Linked DNA regions of Homo sapiens: all the other regions are linked to region 1. The links are chromatin contacts, found by Hi-C or POLR2A ChIA-PET in ENCODE. All regions are on one chromosome and are shown on one strand. The core of a region is the stretch at or near the end of the contact, and the rest is flanking DNA. Distances in the headings are between cores, read along the strand shown. Region 1 holds the start of DEAF1 (DEAF1 transcription factor). Region 2 overlaps MUC5B (mucin 5B, oligomeric mucus/gel-forming). Region 3 holds the start of BRSK2 (BR serine/threonine kinase 2).

Region 1 (4,119 bases), core at 109-2,608:
TTGCCCAGGCTGGCCTCAAATGATCCTGCAGCCTCGGCTTCCCAAACTGTCAGGCTTACAGGCCTGAGCCACTGCGCCCAACCTAAACTTAATTTTTAACCAAATGAAAATACACAAAACAAACCTGGTTACTAGAGGCTGTCCTGCCTATGGAGTAGCCATTCTTTATTCCTTCAAAACAATGCACCTAATTACTAGAGAACACGCACGAAGGTTTGGCACTTCAGCGCCCGCGTATGGGAGTTCTGGCTGTACCCACAGACAGCAGAAGGCGGCTCCTCTGCAGGATGGCCGATTTACTGCTTTGGTCTGTCCCTTCCTCCTCTCGGAGGCGAGTCTCTCAGGCAGGACGGCTGAGGCACCGGCGCCCGCGATTTTCTTTGGCGAGAGTTCCAAGGCTACCGAAACCCTGCGCCCATCCCGCCCACGTGTCTTCACAAAAACCACGCGCGGGACAAGAGCTGCCGGGGACTGGGGCCCCCAGAGCCGCTCCGCACCCACCCTGCCCGGGGCCAGGCGCCCGCGCGCGGGGGAGCTCTTCGGGGTGCAGGACGCCCGCCACCCAGGCCAGGCCAGGCCGCGCTTCTCGATGGGGTGACGGAGCTGTCTCGCTCACGTAGAGACGGTGGCACGGCCCCGTGAGCGCACCGAAAGCGGAAACCGGATTGTCACCACAGGGAAACGCCGCGCCCGCCGCTGCAAGCCCGGAAGCCCCCACCCCGCCCGAGCTCACCTCGCCGCGGGGCCGCCATCTTACCCGCCCCGCCCGCCGGTCCGTCGCGATCCCGGCAGCCTCTCGGCCCGCGCGCTCGCGCTCCTTCGGCCATTTTCGCGTCTCCTGACGAAGGGGCCCGACCGCGCCGCGTTTCGGGAGCGGACGTCCGAGCCACGGCCGAGGCCCGATTAGTCCGTCCGGCACCGCTCGGGCACTTTCGGAAGGGAAGAGGTGGAGAACCGACGTTCGGGAGCATTCGGCCTCGGGGACATTCGGCTCGTCTCGGCTCGGCCTCGGGCTGACTCGGCTTCCGCCGGCGGCGGGAACGGGCGAAACCCGCGGCACTAAGCTCTCTCTGAGAGGCAGAATTGCGCCGGCCGCCGGCGAGAATCTGCCTAGAGCCGTCCAGCCCTGTCGGCCGGGGACGACAGCCGCCTCAGCCTGTCAGGACAGTGAGGAGAGCAGGGGCCGAGTCTCTCGGAAGCCCTCGTGAGGACTCGGACCTATTCGGACTGATTCGGCTTCCCACTTCGGGGAACTTCGACCCTCCTCGGTTCAGGACTCGGTCTCGGCTCGGCGGCTTCGTGCAGGTTCGGCTCCTACTCGGGCAGCCTCTGTTCGCCTCGGCTCCGCTCCGCGGGCGGACTCGGCTCGGCTCTGCTCGGCGGCTGGCTGCCTTTTCGGTCCCTATTCGGGCGGCGGCTTCGGGCGGCCTCGGCCCAGCTCGGGCGTCCTCTTCGGGCCCCGCTTCGGGCTCCGCGACCGGCGCTTCGGGCGGTCCCGGACGGCGCCTTCGGGAAGGCTCGGCGGAGTCCGGATGGAGGACTCGGACTCGGCGGCAAAGCAGCTGGGCCTGGCTGAGGCGGCGGCGGTGGCGGCCGCGGCCGCTGTGGCGGCGGCGGCCGCGGCCGCGGCAGGAGGCGAGGCGGAGGAGCCGGTGCTGAGCAGGGACGAGGACTCGGAGGAGGACGCAGACTCGGAGGCGGAGCGGGAGACGCCGCGGGTCACGGCAGTGGCGGTGATGGCGGCGGAGCCCGGGCACATGGACATGGGCGCCGAGGCCCTGCCCGGCCCCGACGAGGCCGCCGCTGCCGCAGCCTTCGCAGGCAAGTGCGCCCGCCGGCCTCTCGCCTCGTCCGGTTCCCGCGCGCCTACCCCGCGCGCCTGCCCCGCACAACTGTCCCAGGTGACCAGCCCGCCACACCTGTCCCTCACACCTGCTCCACGTGACCAGCCCGCTCCACCCGCCCTGCACACCTGCCCCTCACACCTGCTCCACGTGACCCGCCCGCCCCACCCGCCCTGCACACCTGCCCCACGTGACTAGCTCACCCCTCACATCTGCCTCTCACACCTGCCCCACCCGCCCCTCACACTTTCCCCACGTACCTGCTCCAGGTGACCAGCCTGCCCCACCTGCCACAAATACCTGCCTCGCACACCTGCTCGACGTTTCCAGCCTTCCCCACCTGCCCCACGTGATCGGCCTGCCCTACCTGCCCCGCACACCTGCCCCACATACCTGCCCCAGGTGACCAGCCTGCCCCACCTACCCCAAACACCTGCCCCGCACACCTGCCCCTGGTGACCTGCCTAGCCTCACCTGACCTGGCCCTGCCCTGCACACACCTGCCCCCTGCCCCCCTTTTCTTTGTGGCAGCCCCGCCTCCTACTGGTCCCCCCTGTGCAGCTCTGCCCCTGCCCTGCCTTCGTCCATCCTGGCTCCCCCCACCTGTCCTGGAGAAGCCCTGGGGTGGGTGGGCACCTGTGGTCACCAGGAACCCCCCACTTCCTGAGGGCCAGTTCAGGCATGACCTGAGCGCTGGGGAGCCAGGGGTGGGCAGCCTGCTGGAGGCCATGATGCCAGAGGTCAGCGTGGCTGTGTGGTGGCCCAGGGGGGCTGCGGAGCCACCTGTGCAGGCTCCCCTCCCAGTCCTCCCTCTTCCTCTTGCCTTTTTCCCTAAGGACCTGCTCCTCCTGCCCCGCTTCCTGTCGGGCTTCCTTTGGGGAGGCTGCTGTGGCTTTCCAGTCCACATTTTTATATAAGCTGCTTATAGTTTCTTGCCACACAGGTCAGTCTCCTTCTCAGGCTCCAAAACACTGGGAGCCCGTGGCAGAGCTCACAGATGCCCTACGGGGCTGGTGCCGTCCACCCACCTCCTGTGTCCCGCCCTTGTGTCCGTGGGGCATAGACTTCCCCACCCACTGGCTTCCTAACGCACTGTATTCTTCCCCATTGGAGTTCCCGAGTGTCCCCCAGGGACTCACAGCTCAGTGTTGAGACCCTTGGGAGGAGCTTCTTGTTGCGTTGTGAGGCACTTTTCCCCTACGGAGCTTTGCGGGTTGAGGAACTGGATCCCAGTCCTGGTGTGCTGGGTATGTCAGGGCATTGCGTGTGCTCTGGGTGCTTGTTCGGCCTGGGGGCTGGGTGGGGGCCAGCAGCGTCTGGGCTGCCCTTGGTCAGCTGAGTGGCCCTCGAAGGCAAAGGGGTCACTGCTGCTTGTTTGGTTGGTTAAGAAAAAAAAGTGAGGGAAGGCTTTGTGACTCTCAGGGGTTGGCGTCCGTCGCTAAACTCTGGTTTGACGTTGGGATTTGGAGCCATGAGGTTGATTTCAGGTTTTTGTCATTTTTGCACGTATTTTTCTGAATGCATAAAAGAAAAATGATGCTGTTCATCATGATGTCAGAGAAATGTGCTGACGTGTGTTTTCTTCTGAAAAATATGGTAGTTGTGTTTTGATGTGGTAAAAGCACTTTAATACTTTTTAAAAATTACGAACAGCTGACGTCAAGTGGTTTCCAGGTTTAAGTAACTCAGCAGGACACGCTGCCGCCTGAGGAGGCTTTGGGCGGCTGCTCCCAGGGCTGCCATGGGCCTGGCGTTGAGCACTCACTGTGGCCGCGCGCCGCATGCCGGGGCTTGTGGTGCTGAGAGGCGAGGATGAGGGAACCGTGCACCTGGTGTGGTCTGGTCGTGGAGACAGACAGCAAACATGCCTTTTTTTTTTTTTGAGACGGAGTTTCGCTCTTGTTGCCCAGGCTGGAGTGCAATGGTGTGATCTCAGCTCACCGCAACCTCCCGCCTCCCGGGTTCAAGTGATTCTCCTGCCTCAGCCTCCCGAGTAGCTGGGATTACAGGCATGTGCCACCACGCCCGGCTAATTTTGTATTTTTAGTAGAGATGGGGTTTCTCTATGTTGGTCAGGCTGGTCTCGAACTCCTGACCTCAGGTGATCCGCCCGCCTTGGCATCCCACAGTGCTGGGATTACAGGCGTGAGCCACCGCGCCCGGCTGCAAACAGGCATTTTTAGGGCAGTTTGGTGAGTGCTGGGTTAATGGTATGGTCAGGACTCATTCAACCAGTATCTTTTAAGCATCTGCTGTGTGCCAGAGATTGCCCTGG
Region 2 (3,679 bases), core at 361-2,860, 570 kb before region 1:
GCTGGCTTTGCAGATGATTTAGTTTCTTGTTTTCAATTGCTGCTATTTTAAAGTTTCTTTCTATCATTGTCACAGTTTCTGTGTCTGTAGGGGAAGACAGGCCCACTTTTCCATCTGGAAACCAGAAATCCCTTTTAAAACGTCTTTAAAGTCTAAGTAACATTGGTTTGTATTCACTGTGTTTATTTATTTATTTAATTTTAATTTTTATTTTTTTTGAGACGGAGTCTCACTCTGTCACCCAAGCTGGAATGCAGTGGCGCGATCTCGGCTCACTGCAAGCTCTGCCTCCCGGGTTCACGCCATTCTCCTGCCTCAGCCTCCTGAGTAGCTGGGACCACAGGCGCCCGCCACCACGCCTGGCTAATTTTTGGTATTTTTAGTAGAGATGGGGTTTCACCGTGTTAGCCAGGATGGTCTCGATCTCCTGACCTCGTAATCCGCCCGTCTCAGCCTCCCAAAATGCTGGGATTACAGGCATGAGCCACCGCGCCTGGCCCACTGTGTTTATTTTTATAGTTACTTGCTCTGGGGCATTGCAGAGCCCTGTGGTTTTGAGTGTGGCCTCGACTTGGGCTGCCTGGATGTGAGCCCAGCTTTCCCCCTGACAGAACCACACCTTTTCATTGCTTTGTGCCTCAGTGTTCCCATCTGTGGAGTGGGAGACACAATAGCAGACACCACACAGGGTATTGTCAGGATTGAATGATACGGTTCTGGGGCACAGAGACAGCACAGCATGGGCCTCTGAGAGGGGTGCTTGTACCCATACACCGACATAAATGGGTCTAAGGAAACCATCGCACCATGGGAATGACTGAGGTTTCGGAAACCATTTGTTTACACGTGGCGGAATGCAGACCCAGGTCAGGCAGTGACCTGGCGCAACCTCCAGACAATCAGCCTCGGAGACGCAGGGTAAACCTATAGAAGCTCACCCCAGTGGTGACCAACCTAGCCCACCGCCCACCAGAGCCCACCTGCAACCTTGTCAGGCCCCTGCCTATCTCCAGCCCAGTCCTGGGGTGGCTGGCCCTGCTGGGCCTCGGCAAGGAGGGCAGGAGAGGCTGGAGCTCTGGAGCGCTGGCAGGGGCCTGGCTGGGCCCCCAGGAGCTGGGAGCTCTGTAAATGTACAGTGTGATGGCATCACTTCCTGGGCAGGGCAGGACCCACCCAAGGGCACAGGGCAGAGGCAGGCCCCGGTGTGGGGAAGGCCCCGCTCTGCACCCACACCACAGGCTTCTGCAGCCAGGCACGAGCATTGCTTTTGTCTCCCCAGGCCACGGTCTGCCTGTAGCCACCCCCTGCCCAGTAGGAGGTCATTTTGTGTCCAAAGCTCCCTGCATCCTGCTATGCCTAGGTCCTGGCTGGCACCACCTTCACTGTCTTCCCTGCCCACACCTGCAGCCCCAGCTGCTGACCCCACCCATCCCACAGGCTCCCCGATACCCTGCTGTCTGCACCGGGTGCTCTCTGCTCTGGACAGAGCAATAGAAAGGAAGGGCAGAAAGCCCTGCCCGTGCGTGTGGAGGCGGGACAGGAGGTGGGACAGGAGGCGGGACAGGAGGCGCGACAGGAGGCGGGACAGGAGGCGGGACAGGAGGCGGGACAGGAAGCCAGCAAGCTCACGTGTCGCTTGCGTAGCAAGTGCCCCAAGGAAAGCATTCCCGGAGAGGTGCGCGTGGAACAGGGTGAAAGGCGGCCCCGCAGGGCCCAGCACCAGCCTGGGAGCATTGCACCTGGCTCCGTGCACCTGCCCTGGGGGGCAGCTGCCTCCCCGCTGACCGGGCCTGGTCGCCTGCTTGCCCCACTGACTGCCTCCATCTTCCTACATGAGCTGGTTTCCTCACACAATCCCCTACACTGGAAATAACAGCCGGGGTGACCTCTGAGTCCTGGCGGCCCCCTGCCCCCTGTCCCCTGGGCAGTGCTCCCACAGCCCAAGACTGACTCTCGGGGTGCCCACAGGGGCATGTGGATGACCAAGCGGCTCCTTGTCCCCCACCCTGCCTGGCCTTCCCAGAGGCTTCCTGGTCCTTCAGTGGCTGCTGGGGGTCCTGGACTGCCCCCCGGATGTGTCCTCCAGCCTGCAGGCCCCAGGCAAGCAGCCCACAGAGGACCTGGACAGCCTGGGAAAGACGGTAGGCAAGAAAAGACGTCAGGACAGGAAACGTACTCAATGCTCAGGGTTTATTTGCAAAACTGGGCTGGGTTGAGCAGAGGGGGCTTTGGGATGCTGACCCCTCTCTGACCTGGCCGTTGCGACCTCAGCCCTGAGTTACCCTGCAGCAGGCATGGACAGGCGGCCGCCTTGCCTGTCGCAGCTTCCTGGCAGCAGCTGGCCTTGCCTGGACCAGCCTGTCTGCCCCAGCGGCCGGACGTGGCCAGCTGGAATCCGTGCTGCGCGGGCGCTCCGGCCGTGGCAGGGACACATAGGCCCGCACATGCTTAGTTTGTTCCAGGGCGTCCCAGTGACATCAGGGAGGGGCAAGGCCAAGGTGGGCCACAGGCTCTCCCAGGGTAGGACTCCTGAGTGGCGCCCTCCCGAAAGGGGTCCTGCTGGCCCCTCACCCTTCTGGGGCCGGTTTCACCCACGGGGTGGGCAGCAGGAGCACGGAGCGCGGGGTGCCACACACAGGCCGGGGGGCTCCGCAGAGGAGGCCCAAGGTTTTCATGATCAGACAATGCACATCCTGGCTCCAGGTGGACAGAGCATGGGGATGGAGGCAGAACGTTCTCAGACAGCAGTGGCCTCCTGGGCCGGGAAGCCACGGGTGTGTGGGGGAGCCATGGGCGCAGGGACACAGAAGGGCGTGCAGCCACACTCATCCACGTGGGTGTAGGTGTGCAGGATGGCTGAGCCGTTAGGACAGTGCAAGGGCACCGTCTCCTCGTGGACCCGCCTCTCCTGGCAGCAGGTGCACTGGTGCTGCATGGCCTGGGCCTCTGCTGAGTACCTGTGGACGCAGGGTGGCCCTCACATCAGCCACCTTGGCCCCGCCGTTTCTCTGCCCAGCCATGGTGACACATGGGCCTCTGGGGTCCTGGGCCAGACGGCCGCCCCCTTCTGTCCACAGTGGCCTGCTCTGTGGGCACGTGAGGCTTCACCTTCTCAGGATGGGGCAGCTCTGGGCCCCCAGGGTCCCTTGGCTCCCGGCTCTGTCTTCTGTGGCCTGCACTTCCCCTGTCTGAACCAGCTCCTCCAATCCTGCTGACCCTAAGCAGCCCTTGACCCTTCCTCCTGCCTCTTCTAGCTAAGGGTCAACCCTTCTGGCCCCTCCTGCTGACAGCCAACCACAGTGGCAAGCCATGGGGGGCTTCACAGAAGGCTCTGGTTCCACCCACCCTCCCCAGGGGGACACCTGGACCTGGGTTCGCAGCGGGGAGCTCTGTGCCATGTGGCTCGGCTCAGCCGGGCCCTGGCCTGGCTAGGAGAGCGGCCCCAGGCTTTCTGCCAATGGACGTGGAGAGGGGGAGCCCTGCTGGGGAGCCCCTTCCCTCCTTCCTGGAGCTGGCGTAGGCCCTCCTGACCCAGAGCAGGCTGCCAGCCAGCTGACGGGCCAGGGCGGACCCACCACACGCAGGTGCTCTTGGCACAGGGCCAGGAGCCCACTCACTTGGACGCTCCGGGGCAGGAGCCCTCGCAGAAGGTGATGTTGACCTCGGTCTCGCAGCCCTG
Region 3 (4,129 bases), core at 267-2,766, 690 kb before region 1:
TCTTTCCCCAACGCCACCTCCCAGCTCCTCCTCTGTGCAGCCGTGAGGGGCTGAGCCTCCACCCTGCACCAGCGCTCTCCTCCTCCTTCCCTCCACCCCTGCCCGCCCGGGTCTAAGGAACTTCTCGGATTGGAAGGGAGAGGCAGTGCCGTGGGACCTCGGGGACACCAAGAGACAGGCCGGTCCTGAGAGAAGAAAGAAAATGGCTGAGCCCCAGCCTCCACAAAGGCGACTCTGTGAATGTGCCTGACCAGATGAAGGGCTAGCCAAACCCAGCGGGCCGGGGAGAGTTGGCCACATGCGAGGGTAGCTGGGTTGCCTCTGGCCTGGGTTCGGCCCCGCAGGGACCCGGCCTGTTCCCTAGAATGACAGCCAGGCCCCACCGGGAAGCCCCCTCCACCGGCAGGCCGCGGGGCTGCTCCACGGGTCAGGTCCCACGCACTTCTGGTCCCAGCACCAATGGCCTCTCCCTGCCCCGTGGGAATGCAGGTCACAGACGCTCCGCCCGCCCGAGCCCGAGCCGGAGCAGCGCAAGGCGCTGTCCAGCCCTCTGCAGGTCCCCGCACTCTCCCGCCCCCACCGCGGAGGGAGATCGGGCCTGCCCGGAGGCCCCGGTGGCCGGCGCGCGGAGGTGGGAGTCCCGCCGGGGGCGCAGCTGCTCGGGCAGCACGCCTATTAGCGCGGCCGCGGCAGACGGCAGATGGGCGCCCGCGCGGCCCCCTCCTCCCGCGGCACAATGGGCCCGGTCGCTGGGGCGCACAATGCGGCCCGGGCCGCGCACCTGCAGCGGGGCCCGAGGGGCGCCGTCCCGTGCGCCCCTGTCCGCCTGCGCGCCCCGCGCCGCGCCGCGTGTCCTTGGGCCGCGCCCGGCCGACCGCAGCCAAGCGGCCTGCGGGATCCGCGGCGGAACCGGGGCGCACGAGCGGACGGGGGCGCACGGGCCGCCCATTGTTCGCGGCCGGGGCCCGGGCCGGGCCTGCGGCTTCGCGGCCGGGGCCTCCCTCGGGCGCCCCCCACCCAGCGCGCTGCCAGCGCGGCCTCCCCGGCCCCGGTCCCCGCCCCGGCCGCACGCACCTGTCTGCCCCTTGCCCAGCGTCTTCTCCAGCCGGTAGGGCCCAACATACTGCGCGTGCTGCGCGCCGCCGTCCTTCCCCGTCGATGTCATCGCTCTGGGGCCCGGCGCCGGCCAGGGGCGCCCGGGCGCGCGGGCAGGGAGGGGCCGCCCAGCGTCCGCCCGCGTCCGCCGAGTGCCGTCCGCGCCGACCCGGCCGGGGCGCCCCCGCGGGCCCCGCTGCTTCGCGCCGCCCGCGTCCGCCCGCGCCGCCGCCCCCCGCGTCCACTCCGACGCGGCAGTCCGAGGCCTGGCCCGCGGCGACGCCTCCGCCTCGTCGAGAGGACAGGGCGGGCGGGGGCACCTGGCTTCCGCCGCCGCCGCCGCCGCCGCCGCCGAGGCCCGCGCCCCGCGCCCCGCGCCCCCAGCGCACGCCCGTCAGCGGCCGCGCAGCCGAGCCGAGCCGAGCCGAGCCGAGCCGTGCAGCTGAGCCGAACAGCCGAGCCCAGCAGCCGAGCCGAGCCGAACAGAGCCGAGACGAGCCGAGCCGCGCAGCTGAGCCGAACAGCCGAGCCCAGCAGCCGAGCCGAGCCGAACAGAGCCGAGCCGCGCAGCCGAGCCATGTAGCCAAGCCGAACAGCCGAGCCCTGTAGCCAAGCCGAACAGCCGAGCCGAACAGCGGAGTCGAGCGCAGCTGAGGGGAGCCGAGCCGGGCCGCGCAACGGAGCCGAGTCGACACGAGCCTGTACGAACGCAGCGGGATGCCGTGGCGGCGGCAAGCGGTGCCCGCGCCGGCCAATCAGCGCCTCCCCACCCCGCCCCGCCGCTACGAGCGCTCGGGGAGACTCTAGGGGGCGAGGCGAGGCCAGGGCGAGGCCGGGACCTGGGAGCCTCCAGCCCGCCGGCTGCCACGTCCGGTCCCACCAGGCAGCAGAGCTCCCGCTGCCGCCCGACCCGCCATTAAGGCGCATCCCGGGACGGAGCAGGCAGTGGGCCCATGGCGAGGGGGTGCAGATGGCTGCCCTGGACGGGGGTTTTACCCTGCAGGGCGTGACCCCGGGTGTCCCAAAGAGTTTCCCGCCCCTCGAGGGGGTGCTGCACGCGCGGGGGATGGGGATGCTGCCCTGGAGGGGGGCGAGTGTTGCATGCGGGGCGGGAGTGCTGTACTGGGGAGAGGTGCTGTATTCGGGGCAGGGGTGCTGCACACATGGGGGGTGCTGCACGCCAGCGAGGGGCATGCTGCGCTGGAGGGGGCGGGTGTTGCATGCAGGGCGCGGATGCGGCACACGTGGCGGGGGGGCTGCATGGGAGTCTGTGGGGCTACTGCACGCGGGCGTTGTCCAAGCAGAGATTGTGCACCCCCAGGGAGGACGTGGCCCTCCGCCTCCGCTCCCGAGGGAGAAGCGGCGGTTTTCCCAGTTATGCCACAGTGACCTGCGCGGCGCGGAGTCAAGGAACTCACCTGGGATCCGGCCGCAGCGCCCTGGCGCCTCCCGGCCCTTGCTACCGACCCCTCTTTCAGGTTGAGCAGCTGGGCAGGGGTTGCCGGGAGCAGCCTTTGGAGGTCTAAACACAGGCAGCCGAAGAGGCAGCCAGACCTGGACGGACCCTCTGTTTCTTTGCAGAAAAACACTGGTATTTCCTTAAGCCCGTGCTGCAGAAGGTGGTGGGAGGGGAGAGGTGAGGGAGACCCGGAACGCTGCAGAAGTGGGGGTCCCAGATCTTGCCCGTGTATGGTCTGCGGGCAACGTTTCCCCTGCGGGCTCTGCCACACACTGCTGCTGACCGTGGTCCGCTCCCCACGCTGGTAAGCCCGTATGAGCTCAGGAAACTGCGGGGTCTTCCCAGTGCGCCCTCCTGCTCTTTGGGCTGTCTGTATTTCCAGCTGGGGAGGGGAGTGGGCCCCAAAGCACCTGTCCACTCTCGGCCTGCACCCGCCCGCCCTGCTTCCCTTCAAATGCTGTGGACTAAGGGTCCTCCCTACCCAATTCTGGGGCCTCTGAGCATGAGCAATCAGGGCCCCACCAGTGGGGGCAGGGGAGGGGGGCTGAGAGCATGGGACAGAGGCAGAGGGCACTCCCCTTTCCCCCGCTGCTGCTGCTGTGAGTGGGGACAGCAGACATTTTTAGCTGAATGTAGACTGGGACCTCCAGCTGGAGAAACTGTCAAGCAGTGAGGTCTGGCTGGAGGCTGACTGGGAGTGGTCTGGTCCAGGTGCCAACAGAGGCCGAGGGTGTGCAGGAGACCAGGAGAGGGCGTCAGGCCACAGCCAGAGGGCAGGGGCACTTGACCTGAGATGCCCTCTCTCTGCTGCCATGGTCACCTGGCCTCCCAGGCTGCAGCAGAGTCAGACGCACCTTTGTGACATCCTCAGCAGCATTTTGCCCTATTGACCGTTTGCATCCGGCTACTCCAGTGGCCAAAATTCTTGCTTTCTTCCTTCCCACCTCCTTGCCAGCCTGCATCCCTCTCCCAACCCTCACTGCAGCCCTGAGGCCTTTTCTTCCCTGTCTGTGTCTGAGCAGCCTATGCCATTGGTGGCCTCTGGGGCTCAGTCTGGGGCCTCTCTTCTGGCTCCCTGCCTGTCCTCCGGGCGCAAGAGGCTAGTCAGCCTTCAGCCTCTTGAGTGCCTATCCTCAAATCGCCCTCCCAGCCTCCCTTGGCCCTGCTGTCCCCTCTTGAAGGTGCTGCACAAAACCCCAGACTCAACGCCTTCTCCATAGCACGCCGCGCCCTCCCTGCTGCCATCTTTGTGGGGATCAACAGGATGACTGCCCTTCCTTCCAGCGGGCCTGGTACTGGGGTGCCCCAGGAGAGGGTGTACCAGGGTGTGGCCAGCCAGTAGATGCCCACGACTGTGATGCCACAGCCCTCGGTCCCCCTCTGTCGCGTGTAAGGTGGGAGCAGGAGCCCCAAAGGAGCCAGGGCTCTCGAGCACGAAGGTCTGTTGCCGGAGTTAGGAAAGGGCCCAGTCTCACAAAGACGTCCAGGCCAAGACTCACCAGTGGAGCCCACCAAACACTAATGGAGGAAAAGCACCCCGCTACACAGACACTTCCAGGACACAGAGGAAGACGG

The links. Hi-C counts contacts between places; a loop is a spot of excess contacts on that map. ChIA-PET counts read pairs that join two places held with the same protein, here RNA polymerase II (POLR2A). Pooled maps may share reads with other maps.
Region 2: a loop to region 1 is called in a pooled map, with 9 times the contacts of the local background. The contact joins the enhancer-like site here to the promoter of DEAF1 in region 1. A Hi-C loop is called at or near these places in 4 of 50 pooled maps. POLR2A ChIA-PET finds 5 or more read pairs at or near these places in 2 of 52 experiments (Panc1 and activated CD8-positive, alpha-beta memory T cell).
Region 3: a loop to region 1 is called in a map of CD8-positive, alpha-beta T cell, with 20 times the contacts of the local background. The contact joins the promoter of BRSK2 here to the promoter of DEAF1 in region 1. A Hi-C loop is called at or near these places in 3 of 168 maps with a recorded cell type or tissue (CD14-positive monocyte, CD4-positive, alpha-beta memory T cell and CD8-positive, alpha-beta T cell), 3 of 37 single-sample maps with no recorded cell type and 17 of 50 pooled maps. POLR2A ChIA-PET finds 5 or more read pairs at or near these places in 1 of 52 experiments (B cell).

What each region holds. Positions count from the first base shown.
Region 1 is chr11:692,461-696,579 of GRCh38, reverse strand. It overlaps DEAF1 (DEAF1 transcription factor), which reads left to right and starts at 1,358. Exons shown (of 12, transcript NM_021008.4): 1 at 1,358-1,821. The coding sequence starts at 1,533. TMEM80 (transmembrane protein 80) reads right to left here and starts at 764. Exons shown (of 5, transcript NM_001042463.3): 1 at 734-764. The coding sequence starts at 752. RefSeq lists silencers at 367-786, 1,287-1,586, 1,597-1,716, 1,737-1,986 and enhancers at 300-839, 840-1,381, 1,382-1,921.
Region 2 is chr11:1,260,667-1,264,345 of GRCh38, reverse strand. MUC5B (mucin 5B, oligomeric mucus/gel-forming) reads right to left here. Exons shown (of 49, transcript NM_002458.3): 48 at 3,618-3,679; 49 at 2,174-2,957. The coding sequence ends at 2,738. Among named protein-coding and RNA genes, the nearest start is that of MIR6744, 5.9 kb to the right of the region's middle. RefSeq lists a silencer at 1,707-1,856 and an enhancer at 1,638-2,143. Within about 2 kb of position 1,610, at least 26 of the 41 ENCODE cell types and tissues checked have a DNase peak (open chromatin) inside an H3K27ac peak, as active enhancers do.
Region 3 is chr11:1,387,321-1,391,449 of GRCh38, reverse strand. BRSK2 (BR serine/threonine kinase 2) reads right to left here and starts at 1,516. Exons shown (of 20, transcript NM_001256627.2): 1 at 1,075-1,516. The coding sequence starts at 1,165. RefSeq lists a silencer at 1,750-2,119.